Linked DNA regions of Mus musculus: region 1 is linked to region 2. Evidence: chromatin contacts called from ENCODE POLR2A ChIA-PET data. All regions are on one chromosome and are shown on one strand. Each heading gives the region's core, a stretch centred on a gene start or an enhancer-like site at or near the end of the contact. The rest is flanking DNA. Distances are from core to core; before and after follow the strand shown. Region 1 holds the start of Cactin (cactin, spliceosome C complex subunit). Region 2 holds the start of Atcayos (ataxia, cerebellar, Cayman type, opposite strand).

What was found. ChIA-PET counts read pairs that join two places held with the same protein, here RNA polymerase II (POLR2A).
Region 1: POLR2A ChIA-PET joins it to region 2 with 12 read pairs in embryonic stem cell. The contact joins the promoter of Cactin here to the promoter of Atcayos in region 2. POLR2A ChIA-PET finds 5 or more read pairs at or near these places in 3 of 5 experiments (Patski and embryonic stem cell).

Annotation. Positions count from the first base shown.
Region 1 is chr10:81,318,878-81,323,302 of GRCm38, reverse strand. It overlaps Cactin (cactin, spliceosome C complex subunit), which reads right to left and starts at 2,200. Exons shown (of 9, transcript NM_027381.2): 1 at 1,857-2,200; 2 at 298-865; 3 at 37-182. The coding sequence starts at 2,092. It overlaps Pip5k1c (phosphatidylinositol-4-phosphate 5-kinase, type 1 gamma), which reads right to left. Exons shown (of 18, transcript NM_008844.3): 18 at 3,329-4,425.
Region 2 is chr10:81,192,828-81,197,262 of GRCm38, reverse strand. It overlaps Atcayos (ataxia, cerebellar, Cayman type, opposite strand), which reads right to left and starts at 2,572. Exons shown (of 3, transcript NR_015477.1): 1 at 2,541-2,572. Dapk3 (death-associated protein kinase 3) reads right to left here. Exons shown (of 9, transcript NM_001190474.1): 9 at 4,066-4,435. The coding sequence ends at 4,319.

The sequences.
Region 1 (4,425 bases), core at 951-3,450, 130 kb before region 2:
TTGTAGTTTCCAATAGAAGGCCAGGGAGGAGCGCACCGAAGCTTGGCCTGCCGCAAGTGGAAGCTGTCCTCTTGCTCCTCCCACGTCTTAAAGTGTTCTGCCTCCTTCTCCCGCTGCAGCAACTCCAGCTCCTGCTCCCTCATGGCTTTCTCCCGTTCCCGCTCTAGCCGCAGCTGTTTGACCTGGACAGCAACACAGGGAGCCACCATGGTGAGAGGCGTGTGTCCAGGCACATCCAGCCTCCAGAAGAGGATGTGAGCTCCCATGCAAGTGTGCGTGCGTGCGAGGCCGGCCTACCTTTTGCAGCTCCAGACGGTTGTCTTCCTGGATCCTCTTGTTGCGCTCCTTCAGCTCCTTCTCCTCCAGGTGGCTGATGCCCTTCTTCTCCAAGGCCTTGTTCCAGATGAAGGTGCCGAGCAGGTTGTTGTCTCCAAAGGGGTTGTCGGTGTTGGTGTAGCCCATGTACTCCTCACCCCAGCCCATCTTCTCCCGCTTCTTGCGTTCCTTAGCTTCCTTCTTGGCCAGTCGCCGCGCACGCTTCTCCTCAGGCGTCTCGAAGGCCTTGAGCAGCTCTTCTTGCTGCTTCCGCTCCTCACGAAGCCGCAGCCGTTCCTGCAGGCTCTGCTGCTGGCTCAGGGCCAGGGTAGCTGTCCCGGGACTCCGGGAGCGTCTTGGGGAGTCCAAGCTAGACGCTGATGACCCCGGGGACCACGAGCGCCTGTGACCCTTACGGGCCCAGGAGCCCTGAGCCCGCTCCTCACCCGAGTCAGAGCATGAGGACTGGTTCTGTGAGTGCCATCGGGGTGGTCGAAGGCTCTGGCTTCGCCTCCTAGACTTCTGCCGCTGCTCTCCTTCCGAATCTGACCTGTGGGAAGGACACATCAAGACCTGTTCAATGCTGGCTGCTGCTGGGCACCATCCTAGGTGCTGAGGTACTTGCCTAGAATTCTAGCCTCACCGGCCTGTAAATCACATTGCTCCCCACATGAGCTAGGCTGTCCTTCATAGTAGAGCTACACAAGTCCCAGGGCCATAACAGACAATACAGCAAGAGAAATGAAGGTTAAAAGTGAGGGAGTAGTTCTTTTTTATGTAGTTTTTATTTTCTTTTAATTTTTGATTTTTTTCGAGACAGGGCTGGCTTCTCTGTGTAGCCCTGGCTGTCCTGGAACTCAGAGACCCTCCTGTCTCTGCTTTCTGAGTGCTTGTTTTATTTTAAATATGACATCTACAATGCTATCAGGTGGGAACTCCCTCTACAGCCAGGCTGGTTCTTATCTGTCTCCTAAGTGTTGGGGTTACTGGTGTGTACAGTGCCGTCAAGTCCTGCTGAGATGACAGGTAGAAGGGATGAGAAATGACAGACGAGAGGCCCAATAGATGGACTCTCTGACAGCCCAGGAACCACGAAAGAGGAATACCACCAGGTAGTATTTTGAGGACATGAGTTCGAATCCCCAGTACCCACAGTAAAAGATAGATGTGGCTGTTCGGGCTTGTATCTCCAGTGCTGTATGAACGGTGTCCTGATTAGGCTTTGGTCAACTTGTTAGAAGTACTGCCAGTTGAGAAGAAGGGCTGTCAACTGAGCAGAATTAACTATGAGGAAATGCAAAAAACCTTAACTGTGAGGCAATGGCTTGTAATCCCGAGCATTCCAGAGGCTGACGCAGGAGGCCAGCCCGGGACAAGACAATGTCTATGAATGCAGAGGTGGCGAGTGGAGTCATTCGGTCCCCTATGCTCATGGCCCGCGGTCCCCGGAAGTCTCCTTTGCCCCGGCGCAGCCCGGCATCTCGGATACTGCCCCGCCTGTCCCTCGGCTCCCAGGCCCGAGCAGCCCCCAGGACGCTCACCTGCGCCCTCGGCTGCGCCGCTTGCGTTCGCGCCGCCGCTCGTGTTCCCGTCGCCTTCGGCTGCTCCGCCCATGGCTCCGGCTCCGGCTCCGGCTCCGACTCCGACTCCGACTCCGACTCCGACTCCGGCTGCGGCTCCGGCCCCGGCTTCGACTCCGCTGCTTCCGACCCCTGCGACCCACAGACCGTGAGCGCGAGCGAGAGTCCCGACCCATTTGGCGGCCCGCGCCGCGCATGCGCGCGCGTAAACAACCAGGAAGCTTGGCGCCGGGGGCTTTCCTTTGGCGCGGCGCTCTAAGGACTGTCCAAAGTGCGCCTGATCACAGGGAATGACTTACTCCCTCTAACCGGGACTCCAGGGACAACATAACCCGAGATTTCTCCGGAGTTCTCAAGCTGGGAACACATAGTAGATTCCTAACGGGACGCCGTTAGAACTAGCGGATTGACGCTCCATTCATGCAGTGAAGGAGACTGACCTAGGTGGGCCCTCCCTCGCGCCCTAGGTGACCGGCGAGTAGCGTGCTTAGGGAGGCGGAGCTACGAGGCGGTTGTTCCAGGGCGGAAGAGGCGCCTAGTGGGCGGAGCCTGCACTTGCATGGGCAGTGCCCTAGGGGCGGAGCCTAGTAGAGGAGCTTATGGGGAAAGAATAGGGCTGGGTTAGGCGGGGCTTACGGAGATCGACAACTGTAGATCGGGAGACCCGGCCGGGGACCTGCGCTGGGCGTGGCCTGAGAAGGAACGCAAGAATGGCGGTTACGGGAGCCGGGGTGGGCGGGGTCTGGTAAACTAGATTGACAGGCGTAGACCAATGGGCGGAGGAGTGCATATCAGGATTTGAGAGGGTGGAAGAGGGGCTGATTGAGGCAAGATTGACATCTGTAACTACGAACTGTGAATGGGTACGGGCAGGATATGTAGTCGAGAGTGGCCGACTGAGGAGTGGGAGGAAGTAGAGCGGCGGTGGGCGGGACCTTGGGGGCGAGATGGACACATTGGATCTGAGGGCGGGGCCAATGAACCCAGAAACTGCGCTTAGGGGTCTTGCTGGGCTTGGAAAAGGACGTCAAAGGGGCGTGGCTAGAGTGGGCGGAACTTAAACCTGCAGGGCCCGGTGTACTTCTAAAAATTGAAACCCGGAGACCCAAGCGCTCGCGGGAGTCCTCGGTTTCTAGGGTAGCCTTGTAGCAACCGGTTCCGAGCTAATAAAACAACAGGACATGAACAGACAGTCTCTGGCTGACTCCAGGACGAGTCTGAGTACTACTACGCCCGCCAGCTTGCGTACTGCGCTCAACTTGTGGCTAATCTATGGATAGGGAAGTTTAGGCTTGGAGAAAGGAAGTCATCTGCGAATTGGGATTCATCATGTGGGATCCAGGGAGGGTTTAGAGCGGGGGAGACAAAACACGTGGTGCCCACCCTTCGCCTGCTCTCCCATCGCACGCACGCATAAGTCACCGGAGAGGAGCTGTTTCTTATTAGAGATTTATTACAGATCTCAAAAAGAGGGGCTGTGACAGGTGGGGCGGGGACCTGGACTGCATACATTTGCCGGCTGCGCTGGAGGGACAGGCCCCTCTGGTTGGTGCCAAGAGGACACTGTGCTTGGATTGTCAAACACCAGACCACATAGGCTGAGGACGAGGGATCCCAAGTCCTGATGAGTAAGACACACGAGGTTTGTAGTTTACAGAATGGATTCAACAATAAAAACAGGATTGGGGGGAGGATGTGCGATGCGATTTTTAACCACCGGAGAGTGGAGCTAGGGGTGAGAGACAAGGGGCTGCAGACAGTACCGTGCCAAGGGACCCCACGGGGAGGGCATATTGCACTGAGGTTGATGTGGGGCTGGACAGGGGACTTGCTGGGATGGCTTGAGGAGAACAGAAGTGGGCCGGAGAGGGCACCTCTTCAGCCTTGGAGGAGCCCCCAGGCCTTACAGTACAGTTCACACACCGTCCACGGTGGGGCAATAGTGGCCGTTGGAGAGAACAGGATGGGGACACGATGGGGAGTCACAAAGATATTTACAGATTCTCTTTTGAGAGGGTCTCATGTAGCCCAGGCTGGCCTCCAACTGGTTACAGCCAAGGATGACCTTGCATGCCTGCTTTCTGCCTCTACTTCCCAAGTCAGGGACGGCAGCTGTGTGCCACCCCATCTGGTTTCTGCGGTGCTGGGATGGAACTCAGGGCTTACGCAGCTGGGTGAGCTCTGCCCACTGAGTGGTAGGGCCAGCCCTGGGAGTTTTATCTTTTGGTCTCATTTCGCTCTGTAGCCCAGGCTAGCCTGGAATTTGCCACAACCCTCTTGCTTTAACTTTCCAAGTGCTGGGATGACAGGTGTGATATTATACCTGCCTGGTCTGTGCAAGGCCCAACCCAAGTTGCCTTTGCAGCCCCTGAATTAACTCCTGCAGCAGCTTACCAGTGTGTTCACTGTGCATCCCAAAACAGGAAGGGGACTGAGGTCCAGGGACAGACATCTGTCCATCTCTCCTTCGGTTGCCCCACCCCCGCACGGGTCCTGTCCCTGGCCATGCCTTTTCTGGCCATGATGATTG
Region 2 (4,435 bases), core at 1,323-3,822:
CTGTGGGTACTGCACACATGTGGTACACAGACAAAAATGCAGGCAAAATATCTATACACCTAATGAAAAAAAAAAGTAAAAAATAAACTGGGGGCAGCAAGAGGGCCCAGTAGGTAAAGGAGCTTGCTGCCAAGTCTGATGACATGAGTTCCATCTTCAAGGCCCTTATGGGAGAAGAAGGAAACCATTCCTACAAGGTATCCACTGACCTCTACACATGTGCTGTGGCATGTTCACGTGCCCCCCCCACACACACACATGTACACACCAATGTAATATGAACATTTTAAATGCTGGGACCAGCATCAGAGTCACTGGCTTGCCCAGTCTCCCCAGAACATCCCATGTCCTCAGGGACCCCACCCTCGGCTCACCAGGCGGGTGCACCTGTGTCGGGATGGGTTTATTGCGTGTTCCAGAGGCCTGGGATGACTCAGAAGAGGTAGGTTTCTGACCCGTGTTCTGTCTGTCAAGCAGAGCCTTGCCAAGAAGCCCTGCCCTTGGGGCCTCCTTTGGGTCCTAGCATGCTGGGGAAAGCCCCTCGAAGCCTTTCCAGAGGGACAGAAGGTTCCAGGGTCACCTGCCTACCCCAACCTTCTCCTAGCAAGCTGGCCAAGCCGAGGCCTCTGCTGGCCTCTGTTAGTGACGTGTGCCTCTCCCACCCACTCAGAGAGAAGCAAGCTCCCCCACAAACACTCCAGACATTACCAGCATCCCTAACTGGGCCATAGGACGGTCCAGGACAGACACAGGACACCCTGACATTGACGCCCAGAGGAACAGTGTATAAAATGGATTCCTCTACATGGCTAAGAATACTGAGGCTCAGGGAAGATGGAGTCCCTTGTCCAAGGTCTGTCACAAAAAAAGGTGGATTAGAGCTGGGCATTCTGACATATCTACCAACCCAGCACTCACTTGGAGGTGGAGGCAGGAGGATCAAAATTTCAAGGTCATCTGTGGCTACATAGTGAGTTGGAGCTACATGAGACTCTGTCTCAACAAACAAACAAACAAAAACCTCAGGTTGGTGATTGTGTCCTCGTGAAGGTTCTCGGTGGGGGCTGGGGACAAGTGTCACATTGGGGGAGCTCCAGACACAGAGTGGGACACTACTCAGCACCTTCCAGAATGCCCCACACAGAACACCCAGCCAGACATCCCCACAAAATGAGCTCAAGGTTCCTCTGTCTCCCGTATGGGTTACCGTGCTGATAGGGACACTCACAAGCCCCAGAGCCAGCAGTGGGGCCTCGTGGCTGACCCCTCAGCTCTATTGTCCCCAGATCCTGAAGAACTTGGCCTGTGGGACCTAGCAGAGCATAAGGTCCCCTGCCTGGCTGGATTTCCAGACTCCATACAGACACTGCTGTGCCTCAGTTGAGTTGAGTCCTAGGGATTCTGACCAAGGTCCCCACGCACTCGAGACAAACACTTTATCCACCGAACCAGATTCTCAGCTTTTCTTGTTGACTCTCCTGCCCCACACTTAACCCTAGGACTGTGACCTCACCAAAACCCACACACCCCAAGTCCTAATAACCACACCCAGAGACTGAGGTGATAGTGGTGGTTTGCTCAGGACCTGGAGATGGGTGACAGGCAGCCCTCCCCACCCTGTGCTGTCCTATCCCTGCACTGACACCTGTCACAGACATCAGCCAGCGCTCAGCGGAACACTCAGTCAGCACTTAGACCCCAGGGCCCCACCTGGTCCAACACTGTCACCTGCAAAGGTCACTGCTCTCCAGACCTCAGGTCTCCAAGGGCCAGGGAAGAGATGGGCATCCTGGACACTAAGTGGAAGATCAGCCAAAGCCAGAGGGGAGGGGCTGACAGGAGCCAGAAGTCACTAGTGGTGGGTGTCCCCAGGTCATCCACCCTACCCCCACACACCACCATGCACCCGGTGACTGCAAGTTGTCTGGAAAGGAACTTCTCATCTCCTCGTCTCTCCAGCCATCAGGAGTAGGTCTGCAGTAATGGGTCACAGGTGGAATTTGGGGACACACCTTGGGTTTATGCATGTGGGACAGCCACAAAATCCCTTTAGCCAGGAGTTGTGGTGCGTGTCTTTGATCCCAGCGCTCAGGAGGCAGAGAGAAGAGGATTTCCCTGAGTCCAGGGCCAGCCTGGACATATCAAGTTCCAGGACAGGCAGGGCTACAGAGACCCTACCTCAAAAAAAAAAAAAAAATGGCTTTGGCTTTGAACTACAGAGAAGTTCAGGGAGCTGCATACCCAGAGGAGAACTGAGTTTGGGGACACAGAGAGTCCCCTCTTTGATCCCCCAGCTCTTCACCACCCACACCAAGACACACATGCATTCTTGGGGGTCACTTGGGTAGGATGGGATGTCCCTGGCTCTGCACCCTTTAGATGACAGCTCCTCCTGCCCGCTGTCCCACAAGCCTTCGGGACCAGCAGGGTCTGTGTTTCACTCATCCTTCGTTTTAACACAATTCTTTGACTTTTGGGGTCATTTCTGCCGCAGGAAGCCTGGGTGAGGGCCAAGGAGGGGAGATGGTTGGCGTACTTACTTTTGTTTAAGATCTCAGGGGTTGAAGGAGCCGCTTGGGGTTGGCGTGCTCGGCTTTATAGACACGACGCCGGCTCCCCGCCAGGTTATTAATAGCGAGGGAGCTGCTTGCCCTAGTATGGTCAAGAGCTGAGCGACCGCGAACGTGGCTAGGCCCGGTCTGCTACGTGCACCTGTTCCAGGCTGTGACGGGGGTGGGGGGTTGGGTCGGGTGGAGGTGGGGGCGGGATGGCGCACAGCAGTGCCCTCTGACCTACAAGAGGCTAAACCCGAGGGAGCTTGTGGGGAGGTACGAACTAGACCACAAACACAGATCAAGGATACATAGTGAAAGCCTGTCTCAAAAACGTATAAATGCGTCAATTAACTGATTAAGACTCAACTCAGGGGGCCTTGCTACTAAGCCCCAGACGTCTGACAAGGCTCATAACTTGGGGTGTCTGGTTACCAGCTTTGGAGACACAAGAACTCATTGGCCCCTGGAGTTTAAAGCGGGTTGAGAAGCCACAGGGGTTTGTCAGCTGTGTCGGCCCTATCAGCTGTCGTCAGCGTTACCTGAAGCCACGAGCCCGTCCTCACTAACCGGGTGAAGCCCTGATACGGAAACAGAAACCTGGTGCACACACCCGGAGCCGGCATTCTCCGGTCCCCCATTCCAGCTTGAACCTATCTGTTCTATATCATTCCTCTTCTGCCTACAGCTCAGCCCCACCTTCGTTCAATTTAGCTAACAGACCAATCTTCCCAAATAACGCTCCATTTCTGGGTCCCGAGGATGCTCTATTACACGTTCATATTTTTGTAAAATGTGGGCTTATCGGGAAAGCTCGTGAAGGGGCCTATGGCAACAGCTTTAAAAAAATTATTTATTTTATGTATATGAGTACACTGTAGCTGTCTTCAGACACACCAGAAGAGGGCATCAGATCCCATTATAAATGGTTGTGAGCCACCATGTGGTTGCTGGGAATTGAACTCAGGACCCCTGGAAGAGCAGTCAGTGCTCTTAACAGCTGAGCCATCTCTCCAGTCACTTTTTTTTTTTTGAGATGGGTTTTTAGGTGTAGTCCTGGAACTCACTCTGTAGACCAGGATGACCTTGAATTCACAAATCCGGATCCCCAGGCCTTTGCCATCCCACATGGCTTCTCTATGAGCTTGTGTCTGTGCATCATGTGCACGCCCCATGCCCATAGACAGCGGAAGGTGTTGGATCCCAGAATCTTGACCTACAGGTGGTTAAGCTGCCATAGGGTGTGGGACTCAGAGAGGGCAGCCAGCATTCAGACTTTGGAACCTGGCCTGGCTCTCTCCTGCCGCCTCACAGTGGCTGTGCACACGACAGCATCTGAATGCCGCAGACCCCGTTACTGCTCATTATACAAACTGACCCAGAGCCCCAGGGACAGATCAGGCAGGACTCAGCTGTCACAAACTGCCTCGGCCTCCACGAGTTGGGATGACAGGTGCATATCCTCTAAGTGTCCTCCAGGTCTCCCCACACCCCCGCAGTGTGTCCTTTTCGGAGCTGTGTGATACTGCGGGTCCCCACTGAGATTCAGCTTTACCAATTGAGCCTTGCACGTCTCTATGTGAACTGTGGGTGACACCACCCTTGGTGTGTGGTGTGGCAGAGCCATAATCTCTTCGGCGGCGTAGGAGAGCACCTATCGTGGGGTTGCTCGCTCCCACCCTCCCTGCGGGGCGTGGGAGACAGGCGACAGTACGTGGAAAGCAGCTTTATTCTGGGGGTGGGTCGGGGTCTGGGGGTGCCGCAGCCTAGCGCACGCCGCACTCAGCCTGCAGCCGTTCCTGCTCCAGCGCACGCACCAGGTCGCGCACGAATTGCACCTCAGCGGCCACCTGAGCGGCTAGCGCGTCGTAACGGTTCTCCAG